Regions from separate parts of the Homo sapiens genome. Here region 1 is linked to region 2. Evidence: chromatin loops called from intact Hi-C (ENCODE). Cell type or tissue: heart left ventricle. All regions are shown on one strand.

The links. A loop is a pair of places that touch in the nucleus more often than their neighbours do. Peaks named below come from ENCODE experiments on the same cell type or tissue, not always from the same donor. Only the 100,000 strongest peaks of a DNase experiment are listed, where the experiment ranks them.
Region 1: it touches region 2 in a loop (2.0-fold over the local background); 4 of 110 quality-filtered maps call a loop at or near these places.

What each region holds. Positions count from the first base shown.
Region 1 is chr14:74,811,441-74,819,440 of GRCh38, forward strand. YLPM1 (YLP motif containing 1) reads left to right here. Exons shown (of 21, transcript NM_019589.3): 10 at 180-298; 11 at 1,188-1,342; 12 at 4,763-4,825; 13 at 5,131-5,250; 14 at 5,491-5,667; 15 at 5,754-5,837; 16 at 6,791-6,874. Among named protein-coding and RNA genes, the nearest start is that of YLPM1, 52 kb to the left of the region's middle. In heart left ventricle, no CTCF peak of the experiment used is centred here; no DNase peak of the experiment used is centred here.
Region 2 is chr14:74,660,495-74,668,494 of GRCh38, forward strand. AREL1 (apoptosis resistant E3 ubiquitin protein ligase 1) reads right to left here. Exons shown (of 20, transcript NM_001039479.2): 16 at 6,971-7,100; 17 at 6,825-6,883; 18 at 4,342-4,431; 19 at 3,405-3,580; 20 at 762-3,328. The coding sequence ends at 3,226. Among named protein-coding and RNA genes, the nearest start is that of AREL1, 49 kb to the right of the region's middle. In heart left ventricle, no CTCF peak of the experiment used is centred here; no DNase peak of the experiment used is centred here; H3K27ac peaks cover 3,804 bases.

The DNA of each region.
Region 1 (8,000 bases), 150 kb after region 2:
CCACTGCATTCCAGCCTGGTTGACAAAGTAAGACCCCAATCTCAAAAAAAAAAAGTAAACATTTACTGTGTGGAGTACCTTCCTATAGAGAAAATTGGGCAGTTAATGCTGTTGCGTTATAAAGCAGAGAACCCCAAATATTTTTTATTTGCTGAAGCGCTTCCTATTACACCTTCTAGAGCTCAGTCATATCGAGACAAAAAAGACCATTCCTCATCCAGAAGAGGGGGTTTTGATAGGCCATCCTATGACCGGAAGTCTGACCGACCAGTCTATGAAGGACCATCCATGTTTGGAGGTAGAGTGATGCCTTATTAACTACAAGGATGTTGAGAATGTAAAGCATGGGAGATGCTTTCCATTGTAGCTATGAATTTAAACTTTTAGAGTAAAACGTATTCACAGATTTCTTAGAGCTGGTGGCATTGTCCTAAAAAATAGCAGTGTAATTAATGAAATAAAGCATGTTTATTTTTAAAACAAAGTAGAATCAAAATTACTGATAGTCTCACTACCTACCATACTACAGCTATTATAATTTTGTAGCTTTCCTCTCATTCGCTCTTTACAGACATATTTATGAAGTTGTAATCAAAGTATAATAATACAATTTCTTTATCGTGATTGTTCTGATTGATATTGCACCATACACATTTTTCATATGTAAACCTATTTTATTAATGGCTCTGTGACATTCCATTGAGTGGATAAAATATAAGACCAAGACCCTTATTCTTAGTTATTTAGGTTGCTTTTAGTTTTTCACTGCTATGATTTACACTTAAACTAGAAACTCATACCTATTTTTAGGAACAGGCTCTCCTAAGATGGTATAACTCTTACTCTTAAAACCATAAAGCAGAAGTTACAGAACTTAGGACTATCCAGCAAAGCATTTATTATTCTTCCATGTCCTGTTGCTTAACTTTCCTACATTTAATACAAACAAGGATGAATTCAGTGTTTTGCAGAACATTCTATTTGCCTGAAATCATACTTAAATCTTCTCATTTTCTTGACTTCAGTAGATTTTACATTACCTTAAATTTTCTCTAATTAAAGTTAAAAGTGGCCCCAAAATCACTGGACTTGGTTTGAATTATATTACCTTAGGATGTGTGGGGAGAGTTGAATTTCAAAATAATTACTCTACAAATAGTAATTTTGTTCAACTGCTGGAATCCTAGGAGAACGAAGGACTTATCCTGAGGAGCGAATGCCTCTGCCAGCTCCTTCACTGAGCCACCAGCCTCCTCCAGCTCCACGAGTCGAGAAGAAGCCTGAATCAAAGAATGTGGACGATATTTTGAAACCACCGGGCCGGGAGAGCAGACCTGAGAGAGTGAGTCCTATGAAGTTGATTCGTCTTCGTGCAAACCAGAAGATAAGAGATCTTGTTAATATCCTGAAAAGAATTTCTTTATTTTTCTGCAACATAGTAATAATATCAGATTCAAGACGTTTTACTATCTCTAAATCACCATATAATCTCATAAATGGCCTACACTATAGAATCTTTAAGAATTTAGCACTAAAGTACTTGGCAAAAAAGATGTTGAATTTTAAAACATATTAATGAGACCTCAATTAATTGCGCGTTGAAGAGAGGAAAAGTGGATTTGGTTTTATGGTGTGTGGAATAGAAAGGGAGAATTAGGAGACTTGATTAGCTTAGGCTTAATTTCCTAGTGACCTCCAAATGTGCGCATTCTATTAAATTTGTCTTATTACAGAATAATTAGACTGACTCCATTTGAATTAACTGGTACTGGAGATTTCAGCCAGATATTTTAATTCCATATATACAGAATTAATAGATTGTTGTTTTAAAGTCTTTTTGCCTACTATTACTATATAGCTACTTGACCTTTCCTGTGGTTGCTGTTTGCATGATAAATCTTTTACCATTTCCTTCCTTTCATTCTATTTGTATCTTTTAATGTAAAGTGTGTCTCCTGTAGTATGCCTATGGTTGGATCTTTTTTTTTTTCCATTCAGGTTCCCTTTATTTCTGACATTTCTTCACCATCCTTGCAAGGGTAACTCCCTAATCACTCTAGAAATTCAGATTCCTGTTTCTGACTCCGTAGGACACAGCGGATCGTGTTTTTTAATGCAGTCTGAAAATCTCTGCCTTTTGATTGGATTGTTTAATACATTCACATTTTTTTTTTAAATTATGGATTCAGGATACATGTGCAGGTTCATTACACAGGTATTTTGTGTAATGCTGGAGTTTGGGCTTCTAAAGAGCCTGTCACCCAAAAAGTGAACATAGTACCCTGTAGTAAAGTTATTATTGATGGCTTAATTTCATTTTTGGATTGTTCCTTGCAAATATATGGAAATATGGTTTATTTTTGTTTATTCGTCTTGTATCCTGCAATACCACTGAATTCATTTATTACTTTTAGTAGGTTTTTAGTTGATTCTTAAGGTTTTCTATGTATAAGATCATGTCATCTGCAAATATACTTTTACTTCTTTCTTTCTGAATTGAATGCCTTTTATTTCTTGCCTAATTGCCCTGGCTAGAACCTCCAATGCAGTGTTGAATAGACATGGCAAGAGTGGACATTCTTGTCTTGTATCTGATTTAGAGAGAAAAAAATACAATCTTTTACCATTAAGAATGATGTTGCTGGGTGTGGTGGCTCACGCCTGTAATCCCAGCACTTTGGGAGGCTGAGATGGGCGGATCATGAGGTCAGGAGATTGAGACCATCCTGGCTAACACGGTGAAACCCCGTCTGTACTAAAAATACAAAAAATTAGCTGGGCGTGGTGGCAGGCACCTGTAGTCCCAGCTACTCAGGAGGCTAAGGCAGGAGAATGGCATGAACCCAGGAGGCGGAGCTTGCAGTGAGCCAAGATCGCGCCACTGCACTCCAGCCTGGGCGACAGAGCGAGACTCCGTCTTTAAAAAAAAGAAGAATGATATTAGCTGTGGAATTTTTTTGTAGATGCACTTCATTAGGTTGAGAAAGTTCCCTTCTATTCCTAGTTTGTTGAATGTTTTTATCATGAGAGGATGTTGGATTTGTTGAATGCTTTTTCTGTGTCAGTTGAGATGATCGTGTGATTTTGGTTTTTAGTCTGTTGATATGATGTGTTACATTAATTGATTTCATATGTTAACTTGCATTCCTGGGATAAATCCCACTTGATCATGGTGTGTAATAATTTTTATATGTTGCTGGATTCAGCTTGCTAATATTTTGTTGAGGATTTTTGCATCCATATTCATAGGAGATATTGTAGTTTTCTTGTCTGTATGTGGTTTGGTGTAATGCTGGCCTCATAAAGTAAGTTAGAAATTATTCCTTCCTATTCTATGTTTTTGAAGACCTTGGGAAGAGTCGGTATTTAAATGTTTGGTGAATTCAGTAATGAAGTCATCCAGGCTTAGGCTTTTCTTTGTGTGTAGTTTTTTAAAATTATTGTCTTAGATTCTTCACTTGTTATAGGTCTATTCAGATTGTTTATTTGTTCTTGAGTAAATTTTAGTAGTCTACATCTTTCCAGGAATTTGTCTGTTTCACCTAAATTATCTAATTTGTTGGCATACAATTGTTCATAGTATTCCTTTGTAATCTTTTTTATAAGGTTGGTAGTAATGTCTCCTCCTTCATTTCTTTTTTACTCGAGGCAGAGTCTCACTATTGCCCAGGCTGGGGTTGCACTCCTGGGCTCAAGTGACCCTCCTGCCTCAGCCTCCTGAGGAACTGGGATTATAGGCACATGCCACTGAGCCCAGCTTTCATTTCTGATTCTGGTAATTTGAATCTTCTTTTTTTTCTATTCAGCCTAGGTAAGAGTTCATCAATTTTGTTGATCTTAGTCAGGCGTGGTGGCTCATGCCTGTCATCCCAGCACTTTGGGAGGCTGAGGTGGGCGGATCACTTGAGGCTAGGAGTTCAAGACCAGCCTGGTCAACACGGTGAAACCCCATCTCTACTAAAAACACAAAAATTAGGCGGGCGTGGTGGCAGGCACCTGTAATCCCAGCTGCTTGGGAGGCTGAGGCATGAGAATCGCTCAAACCTGGGAGGCAGAGGTTGCGATGAGCCAAGATTGCACCACTGCACTCCAGCCTGGGCAACAGAGCAAGACTCCATCTCAAAAAAAAAAAAAAAAGTTGGTCTTTTTAAAGAACCACTGCCACCGTTTGGTTTTATTGACTTTTTCTCTTTTGTTTTTCTGTTTTCTATTTTATTAACTTCTGCTTTAATCTTTATTGTTTCTTTCCTCTGTTTCTTTAGTTTGCTCTTCTTTTTCAAGTGTCTTAAAGTGGATGGTTAAGTTATTGATTTGAGACCTATTTCTTTCCTACTATAGGCATTTATAGCTATCAATTTCCTTTTAAGCACTGCTTTAGCTGTATCCTGTAAGCTTTGGTGTGTTGTGTTTTTTTCATTCATCTCAGAGTATTTTCTGGTTCCTCCTGGTTTCTGGCTCCTCTTGATTTCTGGTTCCTCTTCATTTTTTCTTTGATTCATTGGTTATTTAGGAGTATGTTGTTTAGTTTTCACGTATTTGTGAGTTTCTCTAATTTTTTCTTACTATTAATTTCTAATTTCATTCCACTGTGGTCCAGTGACATACTTTATATTATTTCTGTCCTTTCAAATTTATGAAGGTTTGTTTCATGGCCTGTTGTATAGTCTATCCTGGAAAATGGTAGGTCATTGTTAACTGTTATCTCATTGCAGAAAATTTTCTCTCAGTGATTTTTTTTTTTTTTTGGTCTATTCTGTTTCAGATTGTTGTTATAATGAGAGGATTACCTGGCAGTGGAAAGACACATGTTGCAAAACTTATTCGAGTGAGTATGGGGAAGCTGAAAAATCAGCTGCTTGTGCTGCTTGTGTTAGTAGTCACTTGCCTTCTTATTAATAGCAAGCAACATAATGCCAATAGAATTGTCTTCCATTTGATCCATTACAGTTGGCCCATGTGGTAGATGTTGTCCCATATATATTTTTATCTACTCAGAGAAACATTTTTGCCTCTGCTTGATTTGAAACCACCAGAAGATTGTATATTATTTAGCCACAAGAGGGAACTTTGGTGTGAACATTAATTTATTCCATAAATTCGTTTTAACCTTCTTGACTGTATGATTCTTAGGATAAGGAGGTAGAATTTGGAGGACCTGCACCCAGAGTTCTAAGCCTGGATGATTACTTCATCACTGAAGTGGAAAAAGAAGAAAAAGATCCAGATTCTGGAAAGAAAGTGAAAAAGAAGGTATGGTATTCATCTCAGATCTCGTTCTGATTCATTAATAGTATTTAAAGGAAAATGTGTTTGGAGAGAAATGTGGCTTTTTTGAGGGCAGGGACCTCTCTCTTTTCCGAACACAGTACTTTAGTACTTGGGTGTGAAGGAAAGACTACAAAGTCATCTCTATCCAAATACTAACCAAGGAAAAGGTTTTGGATGATTCTTTGCTTTTGCTAATTCCATATCTCTTTTGGGGGACCTTAGGTAATGGAATATGAATATGAAGCTGAGATGGAGGAGACTTACCGCACCAGCATGTTCAAAACTTTCAAAAAGACTCTGGATGATGGCTTTTTTCCCTTCATCATCCTGGATGCCATCAATGACAGAGTTAGGCATTTTGACCAGTTTTGGAGTGCAGCAAAAACCAAGGGATTTGAGGTAGAAGCTTAAAGAACTTTAAAGTACTTTGTGTTGTCATGTAAATGTTATATATCTTTGCCTAATTATTATTCATTCTTGCTTAGGTATATTTGGCTGAAATGAGTGCAGATAACCAGACTTGTGGCAAGAGAAATATTCATGGAAGAAAGCTTAAAGAAATAAATAAGGTGATTTTAAGAAACATAGAATAATAGAGTACTATCATGCGCTGCATAATGATGTTTTGGTTAAGGAAGGACTGCATATATGGTGGTCCCATAAGATTATAATGTATTTTTATTGTACCTTTTCTGTGTTTAGATATGTTTAAGTACACAAATACTTCATTGTGTTGCAGTTGCCTACAGTATTCAGTACATTAACATGCTGTACAAGTTTGTAACCTAGATGTGCAGTAGGCTTTATCATCTAGGTTTGTGTAAGTATACTCCATGATGTTCACACAATGACAAAATTGCCTAATGACCCATTCCTCATAATATATGCCCATTGCTAAGTGATGTGTGACTGTACTCTAAACCTCATATTATCTGTATCAGCACTCTTGTCTGGAAGCTCTTGTTTATCTCCTTTTTTTTTCATAATAACTTTCCTATCTGCTTTAGTAAATGTTTCTCTTCCTTTGTTTCTTTTCCTAGCTCTTCTTGAAATTAGCCTGTTATGGCCTGGCATGGTGGCTTAGGCCTGTAATCCCAGCACTTTGGGAGGCTGAGGTGGGCGGATCGCTTGAGCCTGGGAGTTTGAGACCAACCTGGGCAACATGGCGAAACCCTGTCTCTACAAAAAAATACAAAAATTAGCTGGGCATGGTGTCATGTGCCTGTGGTCCCAGCTACTGGGGAGGCTGAAGTGGGAAGATCACTTGAGCCCACCATGTCAAGGCTGCAGTGAGCCATGTTGGCGCCACTACACTCCAGCCTGGGTGACAGACCGAGATTCTGTCTCAAAAAAAAAAAGAAATTAGCCCATTAGACTTTACAATATTAAATTAATATTTAACAAATATTTAATTAATATTTAACAATATTTTAAAATATTGTTAAATGTTGTTTATCTTGGATGCTTACTTGGTCTTTGAGTAGTTTCTAGAGATAACTCAACCATCTGAATTTTTCAATAGATGGCTGATCACTGGGAAACTGCACCTCGTCACATGATGCGTCTAGATATTCGTTCTTTGCTGCAAGATGCTGCTATTGAAGAGGTGAGTATCCTTTGGTTCAAATGCAATGCAAAGTGATGTTACTTTTTCACCTTTTTACTTTGAAAAACTTAAAACCTACAGAAAAGTTATATGAATAGTATTCATACAAGAACACCTACTGATATGCCTTTCATTGAGATCACGGTTAGTATTTTGCCACATTTTTCTCTGAATGCATGTATTCTTATTAACATTCTTGTTAATGATGTCACTGTTTTTGTGGAACCATTTGAGAGTTAAGTTGCAGATCTTATAAACCTTCACCCTTAAATACATCAGTAGGTATCTTGTAAGAACAAGTACATTCTCTTTTGATTTGATGACAGTTATCAAATGCAGGAAATTTAGTATTGATAAAATACTATATTAAGTAATATAAATTTCCTGAATTAAATTTCTTGAATTATCTCACATATAGTTTATATTCACATTTTACCAGTTGTCCCTATAACGTGGTATATAGAAATTTTCAAAAATCTAAGATTCAATCCTTTAATATAAAATATAGTTTCTCAGCCTTGTCATTGTCATGAAAGATAAAGAATTTATGAAGAGTATAGGCCTGTTTTGTAGAATGCCCCTCAATTTGAATTTGTCTGTTTGTTTCCACATGCTTAGGTTCAGGTTAAACATTAGCGGGAATGCTACATAAGTGATACTGTGCCCTCTCAGTGTGTCACATCAGGAGCCATATGGTGTTAATTTATCTCATTATTGGTGATTTAAGCACTGATTACTTGGTTAAGGTGATATCCATCAAATTTTTCTACCTTTTTCTCTTTGTGATAAGTAATCTGTAGGGAGATACTCTTAATATCTTTTCCCCAACAAATTTTCATTCACTGGTAATTCTTGCCTGAATTAATTATTTATTTGATGGAAGGAAAAATTTTCTATTTTTTACCAGTTGTAGGTTTCTGTTTGTTTGACCTCTTCCATACTCAATATTGTCATTGTGCTTTTTTTTTTTTTTTTTTTGAGGTGGAGTCTCACTCTGTCACCTAGATTGTAGTGCAGTGGTGTAATCTCGGCTCACTGCAACCTCCGCCTCCAGGGTTCAGGCGATTCTCCTGCCTCAGCCTCCTTATTAGCTGGAACTACAGGCATGCGCCACCATGCCTGGCTA
Region 2 (8,000 bases):
TAAGAGGAGAATGCACTGTTTGGGGTGGGGGCAAGGATCTGTTTTGTTTTGTTTTTAAATTCAAAAGGGAATTTTTTTAACATTTTCCAGATTGGGAACCAATATACAAGACATCATAATTACTTTCCCAAGAAAGTCAGGGTCCTTAATACTACTCCTTCTAGGCCCAAATCAGAGGTCTGTTTTTTTTCTTCTCTTCCAAGCTTACCTTTGTAAGCTGAAAAGAATCGGTAAGACTTGCCGCCAACAAACTTCTTAGGAGCAGTATTTTTGTTTGCCACTCCCAAACCCCTTGTGGGTGAGGGAGATGTTGGGAGACAAATGTGTGCTTAAATATGAAAATCAAAAGGCTATTTATCAAAGTGTTAACGGTGATTACCTCTGGATAGCAACTTACCTATTTCCCTTGTTCTTTTTCTTATTTCCAAATTTTCTATATTGAATTTCTAGGTAGTAAAACAACAATGAATTATTGTTTAAAGACTGATTAACCGGTTCCTTCTTCAGAAACTGAGCATAAACACTTGTCCTCGTCTCCCCATGGCTGAGACAGTGGCCCTGCCTGGCACCATGGACAGCAATCAGGGAAGGGTGAAAGGGCAAGAGTGGGACAGGCCAGGACTCCAGGTGTACACTCTACCCCGAGCCGACCACTTCAGGAGGAATTCCTGGGGAAATGCAAAATCATTTCCAAATCTTTTCCTTCCCCACCTTCCAGTCAAGCCATGAATCTCCATTTAAAGCAGCCACTCACTCCTTAGTTCTTTTAAACATTTATTTATCTACTGTACAAAATATTTACATCATCAGCTGCAACTGCCTGGCCCTTTCACCTGGCCTGACGAATCTGCAGCAGGGCTTGGTCTCTGCCAATTTTCCAGAAACATGCTGACACTCTCCTAGGTATTCACTCATGTCTGGTCTCCTTCAAAGACGCTAAAAGGCCAGAAGGGTAGCTGGCCCCCCAAGTACCTGGGTCACAAGGACATAAATAAAAGAACTGGCCAAAATAAGAAACACTAATAGAAAATTGCCCAAGAAATAACACTCTCTCATCTCTTTGACATATTGTACCTTTTCCCCACACTGGCTAGTATGAAAGCAGGATTAGAAAAAAAAAAAACAAAACAGTAAAAGAAAAGGCCCAAGAGAGCAAAGATACTTTTGAATAGAGTTCAGACAGAGAATAGAAAACCACAATAGTGCCAAAGGGTTTTGTTTAACAAAGACTGGTGCCTAAGGACCACCACAGGGATGCAGCTTCCCTGGTTGGGTTGCAATGGTGCCTAAGATGCTCTGAAAAAGTGCTATGACTAGAGCTTAAAATGACAGGTCTAGCCAAGACAATCAACTCAATCTCCAGGATCAGTCTCTGGAAGGCTGCCGGAGGGGAGAATTCAGAAAAGCGACTGCCAAAAACAGCAGAACCAGTCCACGTGCCCCCAGCTGGAAACCCCTTTCTGGGCCCAAGGGGCAGCATTATGTTTCCCAGGGTGGTGATAAACCTTCCGGTACATATCCCATGGGAAAACATTTGGGCAAGCAGCAGCACCTTGTCCTGGTCCCTGAGGAGAGCAGTGACCATGTGGCATGGAGGATCCTGGGGTATAGAGACCCTGATGCTGGATCCCGGACCCCAAGGATGAGTGAGGTCAGCACCCATGTGCCAAGAAAGGACAAATGATGACTGCGAAAGACTGAGGTCAGGCAGGAACTGTAGCAGCTCAGGAGGGCTTGTTCCTCATGATCCCTGCGAACAGGAGGGCTCAGACATGCTTCCAGGAGGCCAAGGCATTGCCAAAGTCCTGCCTTGTTTCAGGACTCTGTGTACTTGCTGGTTTTGGCAATAAAGATGGCTTGTAATATTCTCAGAGTTGACTGCCCCATTGGGAATGGTAGCTTGCAGCAAAGCCTTCTTAAAAACACAAATTTGGGAAGTCAATGAGATTTTGAATCTTGAAATTATTTTCAATCAAACAGTAATGAAAAAGGATGTTGTCATCTTCCAAGATACAGCAGCAGGTACTCTTCAATCATCATTCAACAGTGAACCTAATAAGCTTCCTCCCTCCTTAGTTCTCCTTCCTGATAACTGATGGAGCAAAGGGGAGTACAGGGGTTGGCAGGTGTTTACTGTGTAACATATCACCTCCATGTTCATCCCTAGTGTCCTGACGCCAAGGACCTGTGATAAGCACGTAAACTCCTAGTCCCTGTTCCTTTGTCTTAGTGCTGCCAGAGAACACCAAGCAGAGAGAGAATCAGGGATTGCTGGCATACTATTCTTACTGTTCTAATCTTTTGCTACAAAATTTTCTTCAGTAGAATGCTAAAGGATCCCCAGCTTTTAGCAGACTACATAATGGGGAAGTCAGTGGCCCAAGCCGGCCATACTTCAGTGCCAATAACAAACTCAGGGAAAAGCATCAGTAGTCTCCAAGCCAGCCATATGCCTAGGCATGCCCCACTCTGGAGGCTACAGCTCAGCTATCCTTCATATTCTTCAGTCTATCTGCTTTTCTCACTGGCTACAATTCAAGAAAAAGCTTACAGAGTTCTTCTTTGTGGATTAATAATCATTTCCAGAAATGCCCGAAGGGAAAGTGCTTTTTCCAGTTCTGACACCACAAAAAAATATTCTTTTTAGCAGTCCTTAGAGGCAGTCCAGTGCCATGGCCTATGCCTACCATTGTGCAGCGGGACTGCTCCTATGGGCCACCTCCTATCTGTCCCCCTCTCTCCTGGCTCCTGATGAGAAGAGGCAATCACCCCACCCATGAGAAGGACTCAAGTACCAGTCTGGTCAAGTAGTGAGGGCCAAAGAGGGTGTCTCCAAGGAGTATCAGCAGAGGGAGTTTTGGAGCACAGTGTGGATTTAAGGGTCTCCACACCAGTTTCCCAACAGGGCTGAGCCCCGTGTGCCATCTCCCTCAGCTACTGAGATCTTCAAAGGACCAAATAAATGATAGCAGCATGGTCCTCTTCTCATGACAGAATGAAGAGCTCAGCTTACATACCATGCCAAAGTGGCCTGTGGTAGATATGGGCAGGGAGCAGGTGAGGTAAAGACAAGGCTTGTAGGTGACAAAATCCTCCAGACACAGGGGAGCATGCGGCATCTTCTGGCTGATGGTTATGTGTGTTAGGATCAGTGGTTATGATGTCTGTAACTTGCGCCCAGAAGCTCCAGAGAGCATGGGAGCCAACTGGATGACAGGAGAGTGGTCAGAGCATGCCAAAGCCCTCGCAACCCTCGCTGATGGCCAGCTGCAGCATCCTGTGCACCTCTTCATAGGAGTCATATGTAGGGAGGCACAGCTGGTTAAAACTGGAAGGGCAAGGGAGAAGTGATTAACTCATACCACCAAAAACACTGGGCATGCATCAGGCGGGCAGATACCTACCATGTGTGTGCAGTAGGCAGCGTGCTATGGGTCGGAGCGGCAATAATCTGAAATGAGGGACAGAGGGCGGCAAAGCCTCCAGGTGGTAGCTGAGAGGAGCCTGTTGTGAACTGAAGTAGCCGAGCCAACTCCTCCTGGGTCAGACTGGAAACCACAGTCCAAAACCACCTCATGACCTGGCAGGGAGAGCACAAGGCTGGGATCACACACAGTAAACAAGCTAGGATTAGATCCCTGGGGAAGGAACAAGATACACTAAAGTGGGGCTGTGCCCCAGTTACCGTTCTATGAGGACACAGGGTAGGAACAGTTTGACAAGCACTTCAAGAATTTACACTGTCACATGATTAGGAGGGTAGTCACTGACTGTTGGTTCTCTTTCTTCGCCATCTCCAATTTACTACTCCTGTGGCAGTCAGCATGACAGCCCTTAGGGATCAGGGCTCCCTTCTGCCTGGACAACCACCTATCTTTCCCCATGCATCATTTTTTTTTCCCAGAAAACATATCAACTGCTTTGACTCCCCTACTTTTTTCTTCTTTTCCTTTCTTTTTTTTTTTTTTTTTTTTTTTGAGAAAGAGTCTCGCTCTGTCACCCAGGCTGCAGTGCAGTGGCGTGATCTCAGCTCACTCCACCTCCTGGGTTCAAGCGATTCTCCTGCCTCAGCCTCTCGAGTAGCTGGGACTACAGGCATGTGCCACCACACCCAGCTAATTTTTTTTTTTTTTTTTTTGTATTGTTAGTAGAGTCGGGCTTTCACCATGTGGCCAGGCTGGTCTCAAAACTCCTGACTTTGTGATCCGCCTGCCTCAGCCTCCCAAAGTGCTGGGATTACAGGCATGAGCCACTGCGCCCGGCCTCCTCTACTTTTTTCTTCTGAAACTTTTTCCTTATAACATGGCACAAATCCAACTGAAAGAAGTTTGGTCCATTTACCTTTTCTCTGAAATGCCATGAGCCACCAACAACTACTGCATGGGCTTTGAAGTCAGACACACTGATGTCTCCAGTCCCACACATCAGCAGCTGGAAAAAGATGGTAAGGTGTTACTATGACAGTCAGAGAGACAAAGACCCAATATAAGGTCAAAATTACCTAAGTTAACAGGCAAAATGTAGAAGAAAACATTACCAGGAAAAAGACAGAAGGTGAGGTCATAATGCCAGAATACTGCTTTAGGAAAATCAATTACATACAACAGGGCAATAGTTGCTAACCAGTGGGTAAAAAAAAGATTCACATGGCTTTTAAAATATATATTTATACAAGTGTTGGTGGCCCTACCTGGGACCTCTAAATCTGAATCTCTCGGAACAGGTTATGAGCTTATACAGGAAGAAAAAAAATTGCTCAGGTATTTCTTTCTTTTCTTTTTTTTTTTTTTTTTGAGACGGAGTCTCACTGTCTCGGCTCACTGCAACCTCCACCTCTCCACCTTGCATGCTCAAGTGATTCTCCTGCCTCGGCCTCCTGAGTAGCTGGGATTACAGGCGAGGTATTTCTGATGAACACCCTAAGAACTGCTACTATGGATTATTTTTAAATGAAACAAAGGACAAAACACACACACACAAACTGTTTCCTGACAGTCTGCTCTAAACTTAGCCTGGGAATATCAAGGAGAAAAGGCAAGCTGTTTCCCCAAAATCCCCAGGCCCATTTATGAATTTGTCAATGACCTTTCCTTTTTCTTAGGATGCATTCTTTTGTGGATTGAACTTTTACTACCTTCCCTTCAGCTTCTGCCTCTACTTGATCAGATACATTTAAAAGTATGCCAAAAAATGAGAACATTAATGACATCAGAGCCTTAAACATCTTGTTAATGTCCTAATTTGGTTCAGGATCCAGCATGTTACTTAGCAGACTGCAAGTACTCATCCAATAGCTATAAAGAATAATACATTCTAACCAGAGACAAGAAGAGCCCAAACTGAGCCTGAGAAGCCTTGGCTCCTTCAAAAAGAACTTGCTAAGCTGACCAGGAACTAAGAGCAGGATGTGGAACAACTGTAAGAGACCATGTCCTTCCTTTCTACTTACTTCTACAAATTGTTACAAATGCTTTGCTTCAAAATGTAACAAAATTTACCAGTAGTTATTCCTCAGCCCAAAAAATAACAGTGCTAGGTAACAGGTTTATCAGAAACTTTAGGCTGAGCTGTGGAGAGTTCATTTTGTTTGGATTTCACATCTGAAGATATAAAACATGAAAATTACAGAAGATTTTGATTCTTGTTCTCAAATCTACTTCAGTTAATAGAAATAAGAATTGGGCAAGACCACCTAAAATTACTTTTTCCCCCATTTTAAAAGAAAACCTTCCTCCCTAAAGAAACGTTTGCAGAAAGACACTCCTCATAGAAACTACGGGAATTTATAACTAGTAACTTGCACTGCACCATTTTGTACTGATGTCTCATCTGTGAGCAACAGGCCACAACAAATTGATGTTATTCTTTGCCCACACCTGATACGGACTTCAGTTCTGCATAGAATGGTATTTACCATCTTAGAGCCATTTTTTAGTTGTTACAGGATCTGAAATAAGAATGAATTTACTATATAAATAAAAATATATACTATATACTGTTTTGGTCTAATGCTTTTGAAATATGATCTCATCTTTTGGTTTGTTTCCTTCACTTCATTAGAATGTAGCCCATGAGGGCTGGAACTTTGTCTTATTCGTTACTCTCTCTGCAGTGCCTCAGGAGGCACTCAATATATACCTGAAAAAATAAATTCTATTACTCCCTTAAATGTCATAGGATTTTATAGACGGTACATGATATTAACATTCTTTACTACTCATTGATTTTTTTTTTTTTTTTTTTGAGACAGAGTCTTACTCTGTTGCCCAGGCTGGAATGCAGTGGTGCGATCTCGGATCACTGCAACTTCCGCCTCCGGGGTTCAAGTAATTCTCATGCCTCAGCTTCCCAAGTAGCTGGGATTACAAGCGTGCATCACCACACCCAGCTAATTTTTGTATTTTCAGTAGAGACGGGGTTTCACCATGTTGGCCAGGCTGGTCTCGAACTCCTGACCTCAGGTGATCCACCCACCTCAACTTCCCAAAGTGCTGGGATTACAGAAGTGAGCCACCATGCCCGGCCTCAGTGATACTTGATGAATAAATGAGTATTAATTATTACTCTTCATAAATAATGAGCTACTTGCTACTTTCATTTATTTATCCCTTAAGCTAATATCTCTGCACTCTTTGCTACTAATTTTCACATTCTAATTTTTTAAAGGCTGAAGGGTCAATGAATGGAGGAGCGACAAAAGTGAAACCACCTCTTGCATAAATGGCTTTCCAGCTGCATCTCATAAGAGAAGGTACACCAAGCTGGTTCCTGTAAGCTACAAAAATGCCAAGTTAAGAATGGGAGTCTGAATTGCAATCACTTACCTCAAGCTCATTCTCATCAAAAATAGCCAAAAGGTTCTCAGGGACCAATTCATTCAGGCCTGAAACAAAGTAGGCAAGTTAAAGTCATACCCACACCATGGATACAGGTATTTTAACTTCAAGGCCAAGAACAGACAGGATCCCACCTTTTAGGAAATGTTCCACCTCCTCTTTCACTTGACTGGCCAGCCGATATTGGGCCAGCAAATTTAAATAGAAGATTTTATTCGCATTGGTGACTGGAGTTTGAGCTCCACCTGTCATGAGTTCTACAACCTGTAACAGGCAGCAAAAGACAGACAAGGGAGAGGCTGTGGATGGAAATTTATGAGATGACATCTGCCTGGATGTTTTATAGACACAGATTACTGACCTCCATCACTGTCAGTCACAAGTTTCTGCTGTGCATTCAGCTTTTCAACACACTTGGTTTAATTTAGTTCCTAAGCTTCAGGGTTCCTACCACTATTGCTGTATACTAGCTATTATTTCTGAAATGGGTGCCTGGGTAAGGTCTTCTCTGACTCAGTCAAGTAGTAGTGATGCAATAGGAAGATACTATGGCTCCTCGCTAGCAATGTTTTAATCTATGATCCAAAATGAAACCACTATTGACCTCTTCTCTAAGCAACTAAGAGTAAAATCAGATAAGCAGTAAGGAAGTCTTTTTATGTCTCAGAAATTCCAAGATGGGAACAATTGTTCCCACACATTCTTTTATCTCTAATGTGAGTCAACAGAACAAGCCACAGTTTGATACTTGAAGATCCTGGATTCTAATCTCAGCCCTGATGCTAGCTTGCTACAGACCTTTGGTTAATTGCCCCTCCAGACCTTAGGGGAAATTATTTGGCCTGAACTTTCCTCTCTGCAAAGAAAAAGGTGAACAAACTGTATGACTCTCAAACAGAATTGGTATCCCCCAATAAACTCCTAAGGGAACTTTGAAGGAGCCCTGAAGCACAGCTTAAAACCATCATCCAGGAATATTTGTGTAGAGTGACCAAGGTTGTCTCCACAGGTGAATGAAGTTACAAGATCAGATTTTAAGACAACAGCATGGTAGCAATAGCATGCTACTCCACAGCAGGGATTCTCAATGGATCTAAAAATGTAAAACATTTTTTCTGTTGGTATGCACAATCCTGGATTTTTTTTTTAATGTAAGCATTTCTA